Linked DNA regions of Homo sapiens: region 1 is linked to region 2. Evidence: read pairs that join two places in POLR2A ChIA-PET (ENCODE). Cell type or tissue: PC-9. All regions are shown on one strand. Links, peaks and the distances in the headings refer to the core of each region. The heading gives the core; the rest is flanking DNA. Region 1 overlaps LOC105375038 (a long non-coding RNA gene). Region 2 overlaps STK38 (serine/threonine kinase 38).

Region 1 (10,245 bases), core at 1,315-9,314, 130 kb after region 2:
CCACTGGCCATTACCAGCTGCTCCCAACACTAGCCTCCTCTTTTTTTTTTTGAGACAGAGTTTCGCTCTGTCACCCAGGGTGGAGTGCAGTGGCGTACTCTTGGCTCACTGCAACCTCCGCCTCCTGGGTTCCAGCAATTCTCCTGCCTCAGCCTCCCAAGTAGCTGGGACTATAGTCGTGCACCACCGTGCCTGACTAATTTTTGTATTTTTAGACCAAGCTGGTCTCGAACTCCTGACCTCAGATGATCCACCCGCCTTGGCCTCCCAAAGTGCTAGGATTACAGGCATGAACCACCAGGCCCGGCCCTCCTCATTTTTTTTTTTTCTTTTTTTATTTGAAACGGAGTTTCGCTCTTGTTGCCCAGGCTGGAGTGGAGTGGTGCGATCTCAGCCCACTGCAACCTCCGCCTCCCGGGTTCAAGTGATTTTTGTGCCTCAGCCTCCCTAGTAGCTGGGACTACAGGCATGCACCACCATGCCCAACTAATTTTTTTTTTTTTTTTTGTATTTTTAGTACAGATGGAGTTTCACCATGTTGGCCAGGTTGGTCTCGAACTCCTGGTCTCAGGTGATCCGCCCACGTCAGCCTCCCAAAGTGTGGAATTACAGGCATGAGCCACTGCGTCCAGTTTCCTTTTTTTTCTGTTTGTTTGTTTCTTTTTTTCTTTTTTTTTTTTTTTGAGATGGAGTCTCGCTTTGTCGCCAGGATGGAGCGCAGTGGCGTGATCTTGGCCCACTGCAACTTTTGCCTCCTGGGTTCAAGCAATTATCCTGCCTCAGCCTCCCGAATAGGTGGGACTACAGGCGCCCACCACCACGCACAGCTAATTTTTGTATTTTTAGTAGAAACGGGGTTTCACCATGTTGGCCAGGATTGTCTCGATCTCTTGACCTGGTGATCCACCCGCCTTGGCCTCCCAAAGTGCTGGGATTACAGGCCTGAGCCACTCACTGCGCCTGGCCTTTTTGTTTTCTTTATTTTCCAAAACCGTTATCTTAGACTCCTCATCTTTAAAATAGGAGTAAGGCTGGGTGTGGTGGTTCACACTAGTAATCCTAGCACTTTGGGAGGCCGAGGCAGGCAGACCGCCTGAGGTCAGGAGTTCAAGACAAGCCTGGCTAACATGGTGAAAACCTGTCTCTACTAAAAATACAAAAATTACCTGGGTGTGGTGGTGGGCACCTGTAATCCCAGCTACTCGGGAGGCTGAGGCAAGAGAATTGCTTGAACCTGGGAGGCAGATGTTGCAGCGAGCCGAGACCGCACCATTGCACTCCAGCCTGGGCAACAGAGCGGAACTCTGTCTCAAGAAACCCCCCCCACCCCCAAAAAAGGAATAAGGCCTGCAGCACCCAGGCTAGGGTGAAAACACATGAGCTAATGTACTGCACACATAGTAGGACACTAAACTGTGTCCCCCAAATTCATATGTTGAAGTCTTAACTCCCAGTACGTTTGAATGTGACTATTTGGAGATAGTACCTTTAAAGAGGTAATTAAGTAAAATGAGGCCATTAGGGTGGGTCCTAATCCAATATGGCTGGTGTCTTTATAAGAAAAGGAAGTGTGGACATGGAAGGAGACCCCAGGGGTGCACGTGCACAGAGGGATGACCGTGTGAGGAGGCAGTAGGAGGACAGCCGTCTGCAAGCAGGGACAGAAGCCTCAGGAGAAACCAACCTTGCTGGCACCTCGGTCTTAGATGCCCAGATTCCAGAACTGTTAGAAAATAAATTTCTATTGTTGAAACCACCCAGCCTGTGGTATTTTGCAATGACAGTCCTGGCAAAATAATACAGTCCTTCAGAGGCACCTATTCTTTCTGCCTTTAATTTGCTTTGGCTTTGTTTTATGTGTGGCCTTGTTTCATTTGCTTGTAAATGACTTGAGGGCGACATCCAGGAAGGAGTATCTTTTCCTGTGTCCCCACAGGGTGCAGTTCAATGCCAGGCACAAAGTGCACAGAATCAGACCTTTGTCCTCACTGCCAGCTTTGTCGACCTGCTGACAAGGGTCAGGGGGACCCAAGCTGCTATCCACCCAGGGTGCTTTTCAAAATTCAAGTCATGGAAATAATTTAGGGAGCCACTTGAGTACTTTTTGGAAATAATGAGACAGAAGAGCAGATAATAGAAAATGCCAGCGTGTTTCTCAGGCAGTAAAAGTGTTACTTCATGCAACTTTGTTTGATTTTACATATTTATAAATAAACAGAATAATTACAAATTATCCTAAGAGCTATGATTATGTTTGTGTGTCCGATTACTGCATTGTGGTGTTAAATACATTTCTTAAAAAAAAAAATAGAGACAGGGTCTCGCTATGTTGCCCAGGCTGGTCTTGAACTCCTGGGCTCCGGTGATCCTCCTGCCTCAGCCTCCCAAAGTGCTGGGATTACAGGGGAGAGCCACTGCACCTGGCCTAAATGCATTTCTTACTGTGAGTTTCAGCCCAAAAATTTTGAAAACACTGACCTACCAGTGTTTTCCAATTTCCTTCAGAGTGAGTTTGTGGTTAAAAAGCTAGTCAGGGCTGGGCACGGTGGCTTATGCCTGTAATCTCAGGACTTTGGGAGGCCGAGGCGGGCAGATCACCAGGTCAGGAGATTGTGACCATCCTGGCTAACATGGTGAAACCCCATCTCTACTAAAAATACAAAAATTAGCTGGGCATGGTGGTGCATACCTGTAATCCTAGCTACTCAGGAGGCTGAGGTAGGAAAATCGCTTGAACCAGAGAGTCAGAGGTTGCAGTGAGCCGAGATTGCGCCACTGCACTCCAGCCTGGCGACAGAGCGAGATTCCGTCTCAAAAAATAAAATAAAATTTAAAGATAAAGCTAGTCAGCTCTTGGGGAGGCTTGGAGTCTATGGGGGTGAGGGCTGGGCCTCCAGGGCAAGGACTTGAAATGGATCTAAGTCACTCTGTCCAGGCAAAGAGCCATGGAGCCCTGTCCTTGGGTTCTTTCCTCTCTGTGTCCTGGGGCAAGTGACATGACTTGCCTGTGCAAGTGCTTCAATGTCCCTGTGCCTCAATGTCCCTCATTGTGCCCCAATGTCCCTACCTGTAGAAGGGATTTAAAAAATCTGTCATGGAGTGCTGTGAGGATTACCAGGAGCTGAAGAACCTGAAGGCCCTTGCTGATGTCAGAGGTGGTTTGTTATTTCACCATTTCATGCAAGTCTGTCTGCTCTAGGAGGGGAATTGTTTTCTTGCTCTTCCACCTCAGGAGAAAGGAACACACATGTCCCTCACCCCTTGGAATCCCTGGCTGGGGCTAGGCCAGGGGGTCAAGAGTACCCAGAAAAGTATTTCAAAAGCTCAATTCCAAGGTGAGACTCTCCTAAGGGTTTAATGCAGGTAAAATCAAGTTCTGGAAAACTTTCAAAGCAGCTTCCAAAGGGGAGTCAAAGTCCTAAGAGATCAGGAGGAGGAGTCATCCACCAGCCTCTGTCCAGGGAACAGGAGATCCTGGCTGGCTGCCACCCCTTCCTACTCTGTTCCCAGGAACACTGCCCATGAGCCCTGAGTCACTACTAGAAGCCACCCTGGGCCCACGGGGAGCACAGAGCTGGGTCCACGGGGAGCACAGAGCTGGGTCCACGGGGAGCACAGAGCTGGGACAGCTCTCCCTCAAGGTGGTCCTTGGGCTTGGTTGCCCAGCAACCCCAGCCTCGGCAGCCTGCTTCTCTCCACACCGTCCCTCCCTTCTCAGGGCTGACAACACTTGGAAACCCATGCTGGCAAACCTGCTTCCAAGCAGGGAACTTGGACATAAGTAGAATATCAGGAATTCCTGGAGGACTTACAATCCAGAAACTGGGACAGGTGTAGGTAGATGATTCCTACCCACGACCCCAGCTCTGAACCTGCCTCCAGCTCTGGCACAGTTCTCTTCTCTCTGGTTTCCCAGAGCCACGTCTAGGTCACCATCCCCTCCCCCACCCCCTCGTTCAGAGCAGAGAGCACTGGGTACACAGCCAGGAGCCCTGTTTCCAGATCTTGCTCAGCCTTTTACCCTCTGTGTGACCTCAGGCAGCCCACTTCACCTCTCTGGGACTCAGTTTCTTCATCTGTAAAACAGGGGTGGATTTGATTGGTTCTTGATTTTTTTTGTAAGCATTATATATTTTACTGTTCTTTCTAAAATTCTAGGGCATGAACCAGAGGAGCTGAAACTACGCTGGTTTCCTTCTCCAAATAGAGAAATGGGTACCTGCATTCCTGGGGATGCAGCTGGAGTTTCCAAACTGTCAGATCAATTTCCGGGGCTTGGAATCTCATTGGTGGGGCAGGGGATGGGCATCCTTTCCATAGCCTGCACTAGGAGGGTGCGGACTCTGGACTGCAAAGGGTGTGCTCTAGTTTGCAGCGGGCAGGGAGAATGGTTGTTCCCCACACAGCAGCTGCATTCCACCCCAGAGTGGGGAAATGGGGAACTTCTCTTGGGCAGCTCTCACTAGTATCCTCCCTTCTTCACCTCTGTCTCAACTCAGAGGTCGTCTGGCTTATTTGGTGGAGATGCCCATTGTCCAGGGTTAATCAGAGGACCTCCCAAACTCCACTCACTCAGATCTGCCTCTAGATCATTCCTGACCTTCACACCTCCTCACCAATCAAACTGATTTTTAATTAATTAATTTCTGATTTTTTTTTGAGATGGAGTCTCGCTCTGTCATCCAGGCTGGAGTGCAATGGCATGATTTCGGCTTACTGCAACCTCTGCCTCCCGGGTTGAAGCAATTCTCCCACCTCAGTCTGCCGACTAGCTGGGATTATAGGCATCTGCCATCATGCCCAGCTAATTTTTGTGTTTTCTAGAGACGGGGTTTCACCACGTTGGTCAGGCTGGTCTTGAAATCCTGATCTGCCTACCTTGGCCTCCTAAAGTGCTGGGATTACAGGAGTGAGCCACCGCGCCCAGTCCCAAACTGATCCTTGTGAGTCAGGAAGCCAGAAGACATTTAGCTCCTCTGACTCAGAATTTCGTATGTTGAAATTGATTCTCAAGAAAAGTCACTCATGCCTGTAATCCCAACACTGTGGGAGGCCAAGTTGGGAGGATCACTTGAGCCCAGGAGTTTGAGATCAGCCTGGCCAACATGATGAGATCCCATCTCTACAAAAAATACAAAAATTAGCTAGGCATGGTGGTATGTGCCTGTAGTCGCAGCTGCTGAGGAAGCTGAGATGGGAGGATTGCTTGAGCCCAGGAGGTCAGGGCTGCAGTGAGCTGTGATTGCATCACTGCACTCCAGCCTGGGCGACAGAGCGAGACTCTTGGGGGATGCTCCAATCTGCTGACTTTCCCTCTTTCCTCCACACCAGACGTTCAATGATTCAATCTTTCACCCGTTCAGTGTGTACTGGGCATCTGATCCATGCCCTGCTTTGCTGGGTGCTGGGATAAGGAGGTCATTTCTTCCGCAGGTATTTAGGGCCTGATGGACAGCAGCAGGAACTCTTCTTACACATCCCTTCCTTCTCGCCTCCCCTACCCCCAGCATCCAGACTCACTTCCAAGGACAGCACCTGTGTCTTGTGCATCTTTGTTTCTCAGCACCCAGCAAGTGTTTGTCACCTAAGAGGCCTTTGACATATTGCAGATTACATTTGAGTGGACAAATAGAGGAAGTGGTTTATGCCTGAAGCTAAGTCCTAACTTTGTTATTTATGGACAACAAAAGATGGAGAAAATACTTAAGGCTAGATGCTGGGTTAAAAAGTATGTACTGCTCTCCGACAGAGGACAATTTGGCCATGTCTATCAAAATTATAAATGCGTGCACTTTCTGACCCAGCAATTCCACTTTTAGGAATTTATTTGACAGATGGATGCTCACACATGTGAACTGATACACACGCAATGGTAGTCACTGTAGTATTGTTTGCATCAGATTGGAAATAATGTAGCCTGAGCAACATAAACCCTGTCTCCACAAAAAAATTTTTAAAATTAGCTGGGTGTAGTGGTGTATGCCTGTAGTCCTAGCTACTCAGGAGGCTGAGGTGAGAGGATTGTTTGAACCCAAGAGTTGGAGGCTGCAGTGAGTGATGATTGTGCCACCACACTTGAGCCTGGGTACAGAGTGAGACCCTGTTTCTTAAAAAAAAAAAAAATTGGAAATACCTTAAATGTTCATCTATGGGGCCTACTTTAATAAATCATGGTATACCTATCTATATAGAGCAGACTCCAATACTATTGTAAAAAAAAATAAGAAAGCTGTCTTGAGCATAAATAGGAAGACATTCAAGATACACTTTTAAGTTTAAGAGTTTAAAAGGAAGGTAAAGCCAGGCACAATGGCCTGCACCTGTAGTCCCAGCTACCTGGAAGACTGAGATGGGAAGCTTGCTTGAGACCAGGAGTTTGAAACTATCCTGGGCAACATAGGGAGACCCCAGCTCAAACAAATTTTAAAAAGGAGAAGGTGAGGACAGTGTATATAGCTCATTATTCTTTGTGTAAAAAATGGGGAGATGGGCTGGGTGCGCTGGCTCACACCTGTAATCCCAGCACTTTGGGAGGCTGAGGTGGGTGGATCACAAAGTTAGGATTTTGAGACCAGCCTGGCCAGCATGGTGAAACCCTGTCTCTACTAAAAATAAAAAAATTAGCCGGGCATTGTGGCACGCACCTGTAGTCCCAGCTACTCAGGAGGCTGAGGCAAGAGAATCGCTTGAACCCGGGAGGCGGAAGTTGCAGTCAGCCGAGATCGTGCCACTGCACTCCAGCCTGGGCTACAGAGCAAGACTCTGTCCCAAAAAAAAAAAAAAAAAGGTGGGGAGATGAGGAAGGAATACACTTAAATATACCTGCATTTGTTTAGATAAAGCATAAAAAAACTTTCATGGAGGACATACAAGAAACAGGCAACAGTGGGCAATTTAGGGATGAAAAATAGGCTAGTGGGAGAATGGGGTGGAAAGAAATCTTTCCACTGAATCGCATTTGAATCTTTTGAATATTGTGTTATGTAAATGTGTTATCTATTACAAATAAAAAATTATAAAGACTCTGAGGCAATATGGAAAAATGCTTATAAGTTGGAAATGGATTAAAAAATGATGTACTATATATTCAGTAGGATTACAACCATATATAATAAATGCATGTTAAGATTTCTGTTGGTAGAAGAAACATTCTAGGGAAACTTTCTTTCTTTCTTGTAATTTTTTCCATAGATTTCAATAATATACATATGTTGTTTTCATTATTAGAAAAAACTAGTGACATAGGAAACACTAAGAGAATTGTCCATTCTGCATAATCTCAATTATTATTATTTTTTTTTGAGATGGAGTCTCGCTTTGTTGCCCAGGCTGGAGTACAGTGGCTCAATCTCAGCTCACTGCAACCTTCGCCTCCCGGGTTCAAGCAATTCTCCTGCCTCAGCCTCCCGAGTAGCTGGGATTACAGGCACAAGCCACCATGTTGGGCTAATTTTTTGTATTTTTTTGTAGAGATGGGGTTTCACCGTGCTGGCCAGGCTGGTCTCAAACTCCTGATCTCGTGATCCACCCACCTCAGCCTCCCAAAGTGCTGGGATTACAGGCGTGAGCCACCGTGCCCCGCCTGCATTATCTCAATTATTAAACAAGGTATTGAAAAAGACTGGAAGGAAATGTGCAAGATGTTCCCAGTGACTGACTCTGGGTATCAGATAATAGGTGATTTTCAGAATATGGCAGTGATTTCGTGCTACTTTCATCATGGACGGACAGAAGGACTCAAGAGAGGGAAAAAGGAAGGGAGGGAGAAAGAAAGGGAGCGAATTAGTAAAGGGAATTCTTGAAAACAACAGTTGTGTTAGGGTAGTAAGATTATGGTTATTTTTGTTGCTTTGTTCAGTTTTCCAAACTTTTCATTAGGTGGTTTTGTTGTTATTTTAGCAGGAACAAAACCCTTACTGTTGCAGAGCAGGATTCCACTCCCCAAAGTCCTGCTGATTTGTGTTAAAGAGTTACAGCTCCTAATTGCTTGTTATTCACTCCAAGTAAGGAGGCTCAGGAGTTACTTGGGTGATAGGAAATTGCTACCAGTAACATGTTGCTGGGGGAAAGAATGCAAAATATCAGAGCACCCTTAAACCTTTAAAATGTCTTAGCAAATACTTTATGGAGCCCCAGTTGCCAGGCTTGGTGCTGGGGGAGTACAAAGATAGGAGGCCCCAGTTGCTGCCCAACTTGAGCGCCAGCCTTCTATGGCATCCTAGGGCAAGGGGCATCCTCAAGGAGGTCTGAGCAGAGGCTGCAAGACCAAGCCCTGTAGGAAGTGGCCAACTTTACCAATGGACAAAATTAGGCCTGTCCAAGGGTCAAAGCCTCATTGGTCCCCACCTGCCTTGCCACTGTGAGCACATGTCCACCCAGAATCTTCTTGGTGAGAAAACACCACTAATGATTACAAAGCAAACTGCCCAGTGGTTTTGCTCATTCAAACTCAAGAGACCTGGATTCTGGGTCTGGATCTGCCATTAACCAGCTGTGAGATGTTGGAAAAATCATTTCACCTTGTAAGCCTCAGTCTCCTCAATCTGTAAAATGCAGAGAATCATAATAATAATGAATCATATCTGCTCTTTCCACCTCACAGAGTTTTTGTGACGATGAGGTGATGCAGTGTACGTAGAAGCACCCTTTTGTTTTTTTTTTTTTGAGACAGTCTCACTCTGTTGCCCAGGCTGGAGTGCAGTGGTGCGATCTCGGCTCACTGCGACCTCTGCCTCCCGGGTTCAAGCAACTCTTCTGCCTCAGCCTCCCAAGTAGCTGGGATTACAGGTGTTTGCCACACACCCAACTAATTTTTTTTTTTTTTTGTATTTTTAGTAGAGATGGGTTTCACCATATTGGCCAGGCTGGCATCAAACTCCTGACCTCAAGTGATCTGCCTGCCTCAGCCTCCCAAAGTGCTAGGATTACAGGCATGAGCCACCACACCTGGCCATGAAGCACTTTAAAAGTGTAAAGGGGCCGAGGCGGGCGGATCAACTGAGGTCGGGGGTTCGAGACCATACTGGCCAACATGGTGAAACCCCGGCTCTACCAAAAATACAAAAATTAGCTGGGTGTGGTGGCGGGTGCTTGTAGTCCCAGCTACTTGGGAGACTGAGGCAGGAGAATTGCTTGAACCTGCGAGGCAGAGATTGCAGTAAGCCGAGATCATGACACTGCACTCCAGCCTGGGCAATAAAAGCAAAACTCCACCTCAACAACAACAACAAAAAAGTGTAAAGGATGTCAAATGATGAATGGATAAATAAAATGTGGTATATCCGTACAACAGAATATTATAAAAAGCCATAAAAAGGAATGCAGTCCTGATATATGCTACAACATGGATGGACCTTGAAAACGTTACACTAAGAGAAAGAAGCCGGACACAAAAGACCACATACGTATGCTTCCATTTATATGAAATACTCAGAATAGACAAATCCATAGAGGCAGAAAGCAGATTTGTGGTTGCCAGGGGCTGGGAGGAGGGAGGAATGGAGAGTGACTGCTTAATGGGTACAGGATTTCCTTTTGAAGCAATGAAAATATTCAGAAACTAGACAGTGGAGATGATTGCAAGCCACTGTGAATATACTAAATGCCACTGGATTGTACACTTTTTTGTTGTGTTTGTTTTCTCTGTATGAATTGTACACTTTAAAATGGTTAAAATGGTAAGTCTTATGTGTCTTTTACCACAGTTTTTAAAAACTGAAAAAAGTATAAACGATGGCTCAAATCTGAGTTTATTATGATTATTATTTCCACAATTAATAATCAAAAGAATAAGTGTCCAGAATTTCAGAGTTCTTCCTCCATTTTAGGGCAGAGAAAGAAGTGACTAGAAAAACAAAACAAAAGGCAATCCCACCCTGAAAGTGTGCAGAGCTCCAGAGACACGCACTGTTCAGGCTTAGCCCAGGAGAAGTGTGGTCAGAGGGGAAACCCAGAGTGGCGAGGCCAGGGAAGCACACTGACCTGGGAATTTCAAATTCCATCTGCGTGGGCTCACCCTTTAATTTGGTGGCTGTGTGATCCCTTGGGGGAGATTTAATCCCCAGCTTCCTGCGCCCACACTGTTTCCCAGCCAGATTGGAAGACCGTGCTTCCTGGTTCCTGCCTGAGGGCAAAGGGGCAGCTTCCTGAACCAAAAGGGGCACACACCTGGCTTAGCTCCTGAGTGACCCCAGAGCTGGAGGCACTCTTGGATGAAGACTTTTTGGTGACAATGATGATGCAACA
Region 2 (10,245 bases), core at 1,581-9,580:
CCCAAAGTGCTGGGATTACAGGTGTGAGCCACTGCGTCTGGCCTTTTTTTTTTTTTTTTGAGAAGGAGTCTCGCTCTGTCACCAGGCTAGAGCACAGTGGCATGATCTCAGCTCACTGCAACCTCCACCTCCCGGGTTCAAGTGATTCTCCTGCCTCAGCCTCTCAAGTAGGTGGGACTACAGGCACACTCCACCACGCCCAGCTGATTTTTGTATTTTTAGTAGAGATGGGGTTTCACCATGTTGGCCAGGATGGTCTCGATCTCCTGACCTCGTGATCCGCCTGCCTCGGCCTCCCAAAGTGCTGGGATTATTACAGGCGTAAGCCACCATGCCCGGCCCCGGCCTTTTTTTTAACCAGGCTCTTCCCATATCCCCGTCTCTGCTACACTCTCTAGCCTTTGATGTCCACTATTCTACTCCACTTCTGCACATTATAATGAAGAAAAAAGCAGGTGGTGGCTCACACTTGTAATCCCAGGACTTTGAGAGGCTGAGGTGGGAGGATCACTTAAACCAGGCAGTTTGAGACCAGCCTGGGCAGCAAAGCGAGACCTCATCTCTACTAAAAATTAAAAAAAAAAAAAAAAAAAAAAAAAGGCCAGGCTTGGTGGCTCACGCCTGTAATCCCAGCACTTTGGGAGGCCAAGGCGGGCAGATCACAAGGTCAGGAGATCGAGACCATCATGGCTAACACCGTGAAACCCCGTCTCTACTAAAAATACAAAAAATTAGCTGGGTGTGGTGGCGGGCGCCTGTAGTCCCAGCTACTCGAGAGGCTGAGGCAGGAGAATGGTGTGAACCCGGGAGGCAGAGCTTGCAGTGAGCCGAGACTGCCCTAGTGCACTCCAGCCTGGGCGACAGAGCGAGACTCCGTCTCAAAAAAAAAAAAAAAAAAAGGTACAGTGGTATGCACCTATAGTCCCAACTACTCAGGAGGCTGAGGCAAGAGGATCCCTTGAACCCAAGAATTAGATTGCAGTGAGCTATAACTGTGCCACTGCACTTCAACCTGGATGACAGAATGAGACCGTCTCAAAAAAAAAAAAACAACTTCAGGTTTTTCAAGGACAGCAAAGCAAAAAAGTCACCAAAAGACTTCAAAGAAGAAAAATACCCTAGAAAATAAATTTACTTTTCACCTTACAAGAAAAATTCAGTCAAGACAACAAGTCTGCTTAACAGAAAACAACATTCTAGAGTTTTAGAGGTGAACGGGATTTTAGGGGTTTCCTAGATCAGTATTTTCACTTTACGGATAAGAACAGTGAGATCCAGGTGGTAAAGAGATTTGCCAAGGGTTATCTAGCAAGTTAGTTGGCAGCACAGGGATTATCTTCTAATTTGCTGTAAGTTTAGGAACTAGGCAACTACGCTTATCTGCATGTCTAAAAATAAAAATAAACAGGCCATTTAAGAGGCTGGGCAGGGGCGTGGTGGTGCATGCCTGTAATCCCAGCTACTTGGGAGGCTGAGGCAATGAGAATCGCTTGAACCCAGGAGGCGGAGGTTGCAGTGAGCTAAGATCGCGCCACTGCACTCCAGCCTGGGCAAACAGGGTGAGACTTCATCTCAAAAAAAAAAAAAAAAAAAAGAGGCTGGGCAGGACTCTTCTTTAAGCAGAGAGCATGATTTGGAACCTGGACTTTGTTACAGGTTCTTGTTGTTACTGCATTTCCTGCTTCTTGGCTGGGTTCCTCATTAACTGATGAGGTTGCCCAACAGAAGGGCTCTAGATAGGTGATGTATTAGTAACACAGTTAATTATATGCTAAGAGAAGGTGACTATCTTTGGCTTTATTACAAAATTGCCCTCTACATCAATTTTGCTCTTATTTTCAAGTTTCCTTTATTTTTAAGAGAAATGTTCAACCAAATTACAGAACCATAGCCTTTCAGAGAAAGGAAGTGACAGCAAACTTACCTGTTTAAAAAAAAAAGGAAAATCATGACAAGGCAGGTCACAGCTCGCCCACTGGGATGACCACAGGGGTGCAGGTGTTAAAGCAGAGGCTGCTCAGATCAGTAAACGTGCATAGTTCATGCCAATGCCCCCCCAATACCTTGCTGTCCAAAAGAAGGTTGTCTGGTTTGATGTCTCTGTGGATGAATCCAAGTTGGTGAATAGAGTCTATGGCTAATACTGTTTCTGCTATATAAAACTGAGTCTCCTCTTCTGTCAGAGTGTCTTTTTTCATCAACAAGGTCATCATGTCCCCTGGAAACAAGAAGATACAAAGCCACCACACACACACACACACACACACACACACACACACACAACATACGAGTGAGTACCAATTTTCAGATATGTCTTCCCTATCTGCCAAAATAAGGCGGCTAAACAGACCTCTTCTGTGTGCCAGAGATAGACCCACATGGCCAACATGGGAAGAAATGGGATTTTCACACCTAAGCTAGCTAAGGTTGACCACTAAGCTGTGATTTCTATTTTACTTTTGAGAGAAAAAGAAAATTTCTCCCACACTTTAAAAAACAACTGTATTTGCTTAGGATAATTTTTTGGACTCGGGGTAAAATGCTACTTTACTTTTCACTTTGCCTGAACAAGTATCTGCAAGCTTTTCTGCATCTGTAACTAAATGGCACTTCCACATACAATCTATGTATTGTTATAGAGAGGCTGAAATGCCAAATAAAAATGTAAACACTCGGGCAGGCTGAAAACAAGCTTTCCAACTTCTATTCACAGAACACAAACAAATAAAAAGGAAGGACTTGGGTAGCAAAGCATTAGTCAACAAAAGCTAAAAATGAACTGAAAATGCTATACACTAGAATGTGCAATAACTGCCTCCTGGAAGAGTACAATGAACACCTCTCAAGGTCAGTGCTTTTTTTTCTCTAGTGCGTTATTATAGGTATTTAAATGGACACTAGTACCCTTTATGTAACTTTTAAAACACAGTATCAGTATTCTAGCAGTTAAAAGGTAACCTCGTTAGTTTTCTGCAAAGTCAAAATTTCATCATTTCTAATACCAGCAACATAAAATGGCAGAAAAAGATTCAGGTCCTAACTCAACAGTGAGAAATGCAAAGAAAATATGTATAAGGAGTTTAAAACTAAGAGAAACAGTAAAGATTCAGTTTAGACCTCACATAAAGTCACTTATGTTAGAAAACAAGGAAAAGAGAAAGAAACCTCTGATTTTAACAGAGCATCATGCTGCTTTTTCAGTTTCATTTCATTTAGAACATTATGTTTTGTATTATTGGAGAAAAGTAGCTATTTTTCCCTCAGGCAAAAATTAAACCATTTATTAAAGTGCTCTTTTTCAGTCCAATACTTAAAAAATATGATTTCCTAATCACTCCTGGCAGCCCTTCAATCTGGAGACCCACCAGACACATGGAGACAGTGCACTTGGGCTGCTACCCCAGTAAGGTAGCTATACGGCCTTAGTTCTGTGGCTCAGGAGAGCAGTCAATGGGGCCTCGCCTGTGCAAGTTTGCCCAGATGATTGGAGAGCTCAGGCCAGATGCTCTATGGCTCTGCAGGCCAGCTCCACCAAGTGCAAAGGGCAGGGTCCAGGAGACATGAGAAGCTACGGAAGATGGTACAGGTTGAGGCTTGAGGACACGTTAGGAGCTGGTAACCAAGTTGGCTCTTACTCTTATTTAAGAACTAGCATCTAAATGTTAAAAAAGTTTCTCCTCATTCTACCAGACTCTTTTCTAACATTAATCAACTGTTTATTTTTTATTAAATGTGTTTCTTTATTAAAAAGTATTGATGACCCTAAATCTAAGGGTTGTCACAAAATCAAAATATTATGCCACAATTATAGGAACAAAAAAGAAAAAAGTTCTCTCTCTTTTTTTTTCCCACCAGAGTTTGCTCAGAGTTCATCTGCTCACTGACAAACAGACTGCTTTCCTCAGAACAGATGGCATGTTCTGTTCTGGGTTTACTTTGGAGCTGTCTTAGGAGATGCTCATGCTGAGTTACATAAAACTTAAAATTTCAGAAATGAGAAATTTTTTCTGGCTACTAATATGGGTAACAAAAAATTCACTCCTTATTAATATGTTATACAAAAAGAAACAAAAATTTGGAGCAAAGGATGTTATAGCTTCAATGTTGTCACTTGGGTTATTGATCATATATGATTCCCATTGACAGGAGAGCAGGCAGAGCACCCTAATTTATTCCTATATATTTTAAAAAGAAGAAGAAAAGAAAGAAATGTCCATCTGAAATCATGTAAATGAATTAACAGGTTACTTTTATGGTACTAAGATTGTAGAAAGGCACCCCAGCACAAGACAGGTTACTGACTTCCTTTATAGACCTAAAAAAGGATATAGAAAGCAACTTTGTGAGCACATTTAAAAGTAGAAAGGAGGGTTAATCGTGATGTGAGAGAAAGAAACCACAGAACAAAAAGAAAAAATGACCTTTCATCGTCAAGTAATTACCTCCAGGCAGGAACTCCATGATTAGGTAGAGGTTTAGCTTATCCTGAAAACTATAGAACATTTTCACAACCCACAAACTGTCTGCCTCCACTAGAATGTCACGCTCCGCACGAATGTGGCCAACCTGGAGGTATATGCATTTGATTAATGACAAAGCTTGCTCTGCTTTATTAGATTGTATATTTGCTTAAACAATTTAAATACTGTGCTTAAATACTGTTTTGAGTATTTAATCGTGATGATATAAAAGATCCAATTTCTGCTTAGGCAAACCTACTAACTCAAAATTGACAACATTTGACTTCAAGGTATTCAGTGATGAAAACTTGAGTGATGAAAGGCTTTAAAAAATGGCAAAATGAATGGCTTTAATGCAAATAGCAACTTTAACACTGCTATAAACTGAATCTCTGATTAGTTAAAATTACTACTCTTTTGCATAGAGTTTTGTCTAATAATCTTTTATGATAAAAATAAGTCCCCAAAGTGAGACTCTCTTCCAAGTTCTTCCTCGGGTCTGCACTAGTATCTGCAACAACAGTGAGCTCACTGACAAATTCTAGAATGCTATGATACCACAGCATTTAGTTCACTGCTATGTGCTCAATCAATCCTTACTGAATTGAAATACAAGAACACCTATGAAAAGTTGTAGATTCAAATTAATGACATTTCCAATTTTATACTTTTACTGAAATACCTATAAAGGACCAAGTTGTAGAAAGTTTCAGAGAACCGGAATTATTTTGTTAAAGCAATGCTTTATTATCAAATTTACCTTATTTACTTTAAATGCAGAACAGTAATCAAACATCACTGCATATTATCAAATCCCCCCCACACACACTTTTTTTAAAACAAGATGGGGTCTCGCTCTGTCACTCCGGCTAGAGTGCAGTGGCGTGATCATAGCTCACTGAAGCCTCAAACTCCTGGTCTAAAGTGATCCTCCTGCCTCAGCCTCCTAAGTAGCTAGGATTATAGGTGTGTGCCACCATGCCTGGCCCCTCCCCTCTTTTTTAAGTGTCACAAGGTCTAAATTGGGTTGATTCAGATCTAAATTTATTAAGACTCAGTCCAATCCCTGAATAGTGGTTTTGGTCTTAACATATGCTACAGGTCTTGACTTTTTACAACATGTTCTGAAGTAAAACATGTACCAAGGTTCACAAATTGGCAAATTTAGTCCATGGCTGTTGGCAAATTTAGTCCATGGCTGTTGTTTGGTTTAATACAATGTTTGATATGATGCTTGTTTTATTGACATGTCTTTAGGGAGACAAGGCACTCTTCCATTACTCTTCCATTTCAACACCCTCTCCCCTGGTCTTATATCTAACTTGCTTCAGGCTTCTATGCTAACTCTTGGAGGCCCAGAGGCATTTGACTTTATGTATTTGAGTTTTCAGTATCTACTAAAATCATTCTTTGGGGAATTTTTTTAAAAGCTGCAACTGTACAGAAAACCTACATCTTTACATCTGTACTTATGGTATTGGGGTGGGAAAAAATGGACAATAAGGGTGAAAAGAAACAGTGCTATGAAACACAATGAAACCAAGTAAAGCATCTGCCTTTACTTGACCTTAATACAGAAGCAAAGCTTTTGGGAAACAGTAACATTGCTTGCTGCCCCACAGCCATGGCTAGGACCCAGTCACTACAAGACATTAATACAGTAGAAGGCAGCCTTCATCTGCCTGTCTCCCCTGGCTCCCATTAAGCTCCCTACCTACTGCAGGGAGCCAGAGAAAAGGAGAGGCACTACAATTACCACTTGTCACTCACCCTGGAGGACACAATGGTGCCCATAACATTTCCTGTTTGTCAAGGGGAAAGCTACCATGAGCACACCTTGCCTTTCTCTTGAGGCTGAAACAGTAGCAAGAAACCTCATGGTTTGAAAGTGGAGTTGGCTGAATATAGATTAAGGGAGGGAAGAGTCTGAGGTGCAATTTATACAAAAAGGTTCTCTTTCCCCTATTCCATAAATATTTAATAAGGTGGGGGGTGCTAGTTGCTATCCTGTGCCCTAAGAAAGCAGAAATAAAAGCCAGTTTTTTGTCCCATCAATAACTGTATACTGGCATCACAACTGAAGGTTTTCCTTTTGCACTGGAAGAGAAACATCAGAAGCTAGTTAGATGTCATGTCTTACCCTTTAAATTTTTCCAGGTAGCAAAAATTTCCACCACGTGGAGCAGAAAAATAACCTGAACTCTCAGTGGGTAGCTTTAATTCCTACCCAGTTTATTTAGTAAAAGCAAACAAAAAAACAATTTTGCCTCTGTACCTCTACTTTGTCAGCCCTACCCCAAAATGGTGATGAATTTGCACTGGTCTACTTCCATCTTTTATCTAGCACAAAACCAATGCATGCTTCTTCAAGATGGCTAAGCCAGGTAGAGTCTGTGGCCAGAGACTTTAACTGGCTCATAATGAGATCTGTTAAGTTGAGGAGTTGAGTTCTCAGCTAAGGTGAGCTAAACAATTTAAGTTAATGTACCATTTAATCCATAAGTTAATGCATCATTTAAAATGTTAATTCTAATAGTTTCTTTACTTTCATTTAGGAAAGTTTTAGAAAGTGATTTTGAAGGCACAATATTTGCGAAAAGGCTTTTTACACATTATGTCTGGATCATCCTCTGTTAGAAACCATGCGGGGCACCTGGTATACATAAAATTACTAACTGAAAATCATATGTACTTTGTTTTGCAGTATTACTCTGACAGTTAATATTTAATAAAAAGAGGTCTTAAGCCTTGGTTAAAACTGTAGGAAACATACCTTGCAAAAACAAAACTTACTCATGAGATGCAAACATACTAATTAATGCAGAAGCTTTATATTTTCCTTCTCAAGATTAACTGAAACTTTTTCAGTGCCTACACACCCATACCACACACTAATTTGTAGATAGTATGTAAGTAGGCCGGCCTACTATGAATTTTGAAAAAGGTTGGCGTTAGCATAAACTATAGTGTCTCAAGACTTACCGCCCAGGTATTTGATACTCCCAACTGAAATTCCTGGGAGTCTAAAGCTTCTCGGTAACACATGAAAATTTGAGAGAAAATAAAAATTCCAAATTTTGGGGTGGCATTTAAATGAAGACAGGGAAGACCAGTGATTATATCTCCTCTCAAGAGGTAGAAAGGATTGGATGTGGGGCCAATCTCCATCCCCCCTCTTTGGCCCTAAATTAGGAGTTCTCCTTGTCACAGGGTCTCCATGTTCCTATAACATCAAATCTTTTACAGGACATTTGCGGTCATCACCCACTGCAATCTTTTCTTAAGCAACCAGCTACATTAAACTAGATTTATAGAAAGTCTATTCTTGCTTTTTAAAATATACTTTCCAATATTTAAAACCTTATTTATTTTGCATAAGGCACTTTATAAATTGATTTGCAAACCAGGTTTTGGTTTTAGAAAGTATCCTTTATCATTAAAGGAGAATTTGCATTGTTCTGTCATTTGCATTGTATTTTTCAAATTCATTCAGAAATTAGAAGGCTGGTCTTTTTCAGGTACCGATGAGCTACCTAGAAGACTCAACTTTGGTTTAGGTAAACAGAATGAAGCATATAAAGACACATTTTAGATTATAAATTCCAAATTCTAATTCCTAGTCCTTAGTTATGAGATATATATACAATTTCTATTTCTCAGCATTTGGTAAGAAACACACTACCACACCACGTACGACCTCAAAAAAAAAAGGCTCTCACAATAAGGACATCTTGTGATCAATTGGAAGACACAAGTAAGAGCTGCTTTTGGAACAGATTTTCAATTTTTAAAAGATTGCATATAACCTACAGGCATTATTTGTGATTTTAAATATGAACTGCTTCTTTGTAGGGGGAAAAAGGTAGTATTATATATATAGTCATACATGACAGAGCTAAAGAAAACTGTAATAAAAATATATATTTCAATTAAACAAAAAGAAAAGTTTTAGGAGACAAAAATTAATAAGCTAAAAGCACTGCTACAACTGTGCTTTACCTGCTCTTTTTCAAGCATATCTGCTTTACGGAGTATTTTCATTGCATACACATGTCCCGTATCTTTCTTCTGAACAAGCCGTACCTAAAAAGTTATAAAAGAAATGCCAAGTCAAAAACTCGTACTACCAACCTAATGCTTTCATGTGTTATAGGATGCAATAATTAACTGAAAAAGTATTACAATTTTAACATGAGCAACTAGTAATAACAAAGCAGAAGAAAATGCTTTTCAGTGTTCCAAAATGAATACATTACACACAGTAAAGTCGATGCTGGAAACATCCTCAAATACCTCTACATCTGAACAGCTTTGGTTCCTTAGTTGAACAAGCCAATCTAATTTAAAACCTTCAATTTCAAATTTAAGGACTCGTTACACCTCTGACACATGTCATCCAGTCAGCTCAGAAAATCTAAGTAAATGATTACAATGATGTTTAATTAAAACAAAAGTAGCTGTGCATGGTGGTGTATACCTGTAGTCCCAGCTATTTGGGAGGTTGAGGTAGGAGGATCGCTTGAGCTCAGGAGTTATGAGCTATGGTGCATTATGCTGATCAGGTGTCTGAACTAAGTTCAGCATAATATGGTGACCTCCCAGGAGCAGGGTGGCAGAGGGGGGGCCCACCAGGTTGCCTAAGGAAGGGCAAACAGGCCCAGTTCAGAAATGGAGCAGGTCAAAACTCCCATGCCAATCAGTAGTGAGATCGTGCCTGTAAACAGCCACTGCACTCCAGCCTGGGCAACACAGTGAAACCTTGTCACTTAATCATAATAATAATAACAAAGTAAAACTTCATGCTTAGGAAAAACGTCTGGAAAGAAAAACAAAAAATTCAGGCCAGGCGCGGTAGCTCACACCTATAATCTCAGCACTTTGGAAGGCCGAAGCAGGTGGATCACCTGAGGTCCAGGAGTTCGAGACCAGCCTGGCCAACCTGGTGAAACCCCGTCTACTAAAAATACGAAAATTAGCTGGGTGTGGTGGCAGGTGCCTGTAATCCCAGTTATTCGGGAGGCTAAGGCAGTAGAATCACTTGAACCCGAGAGGCGGAGGTTGCAGTGAGCCAAGATCAAGCCATTGCACTCCAGCCTGGGCAACAGAGCAAGACTCTGTCTCAAAAAAAAAAAAAAAAAAAAAAAGAAGAAGAAGAAAATTCAAAATGTGTAATTAGGGAAATTGTGTTTTATGTAGTTTTCCTTCTCTTTTATGTTTTCCAATGTTCTTAAAGAAAACAGATAATTTTATGAAGAAAATTTACAACCAAAAGAAAAATTTCACTGCAAGTTCCTGCATGTCCTCCCCTCTTCTCCCAAAATAAGTAGGTTTTCTTCTCCCTGAACCTTTCTTCATGTTTTTCCTAATTGAGTACCACAACCCTTCCTTGCCAAACAGAAAGCTCTTTCAGAGGTGGTACTATACTTTTCCCTCTTTCAAGAAGCCAATAGGAATTCTGAACACTGAGGGATCAATCTATCACCTGTGCCTCTGAATACTATTCACATTTCCCCGGGGTACCAGGTTTTTTGTTTTTTTTTTTTTTTGAGATGGAGTCTTGCTCTGTCACCCAGGCTGGAGTGCAATGGTGCAATCTCGGCTCACTGCAACCTCTGCCTCCTGGGTTCAAGCAATTCTCCTGCCTCAGCCTCCTGAGTAGCTGGGATTACAGGCACGTGCCACCACACCCGGCTAATTTTTCTATTTTTAGTAGAGACAAGGTTTCACCATGTTGTCAGGCTGGTCTCGAACTCCTGACCTTGTGATCCGCCCGCCTTGGCCTCCC

The links. ChIA-PET counts read pairs that join two places held together with the same protein. Peaks named below come from ENCODE experiments on the same cell type or tissue, not always from the same donor. Only the 100,000 strongest peaks of a DNase experiment are listed, where the experiment ranks them.
Region 1: POLR2A ChIA-PET joins it to region 2 with 15 read pairs; 2 of 35 experiments call an interaction of 5 or more read pairs at or near these places.

Annotation. Positions count from the first base shown.
Region 1 is chr6:36,639,780-36,650,024 of GRCh38, forward strand. LOC105375038 (a long non-coding RNA gene) reads left to right here. Exons shown (of 2, transcript XR_926759.3): 2 at 1,561-2,233. Among named protein-coding and RNA genes, the nearest start is that of MIR3925, 22 kb to the left of the region's middle. In PC-9, for the core only: no CTCF peak of the experiment used is centred there; DNase peaks (open chromatin) are centred at 3,442 and 4,972; H3K27ac peaks cover 943 bases.
Region 2 is chr6:36,513,275-36,523,519 of GRCh38, forward strand. STK38 (serine/threonine kinase 38) reads right to left here. Exons shown (of 14, transcript NM_007271.4): 5 at 8,460-8,543; 6 at 4,443-4,566; 7 at 2,064-2,218. It also overlaps the pseudogene RN7SL748P. Among named protein-coding and RNA genes, the nearest start is that of STK38, 29 kb to the right of the region's middle. In PC-9, for the core only: no CTCF peak of the experiment used is centred there; no DNase peak of the experiment used is centred there.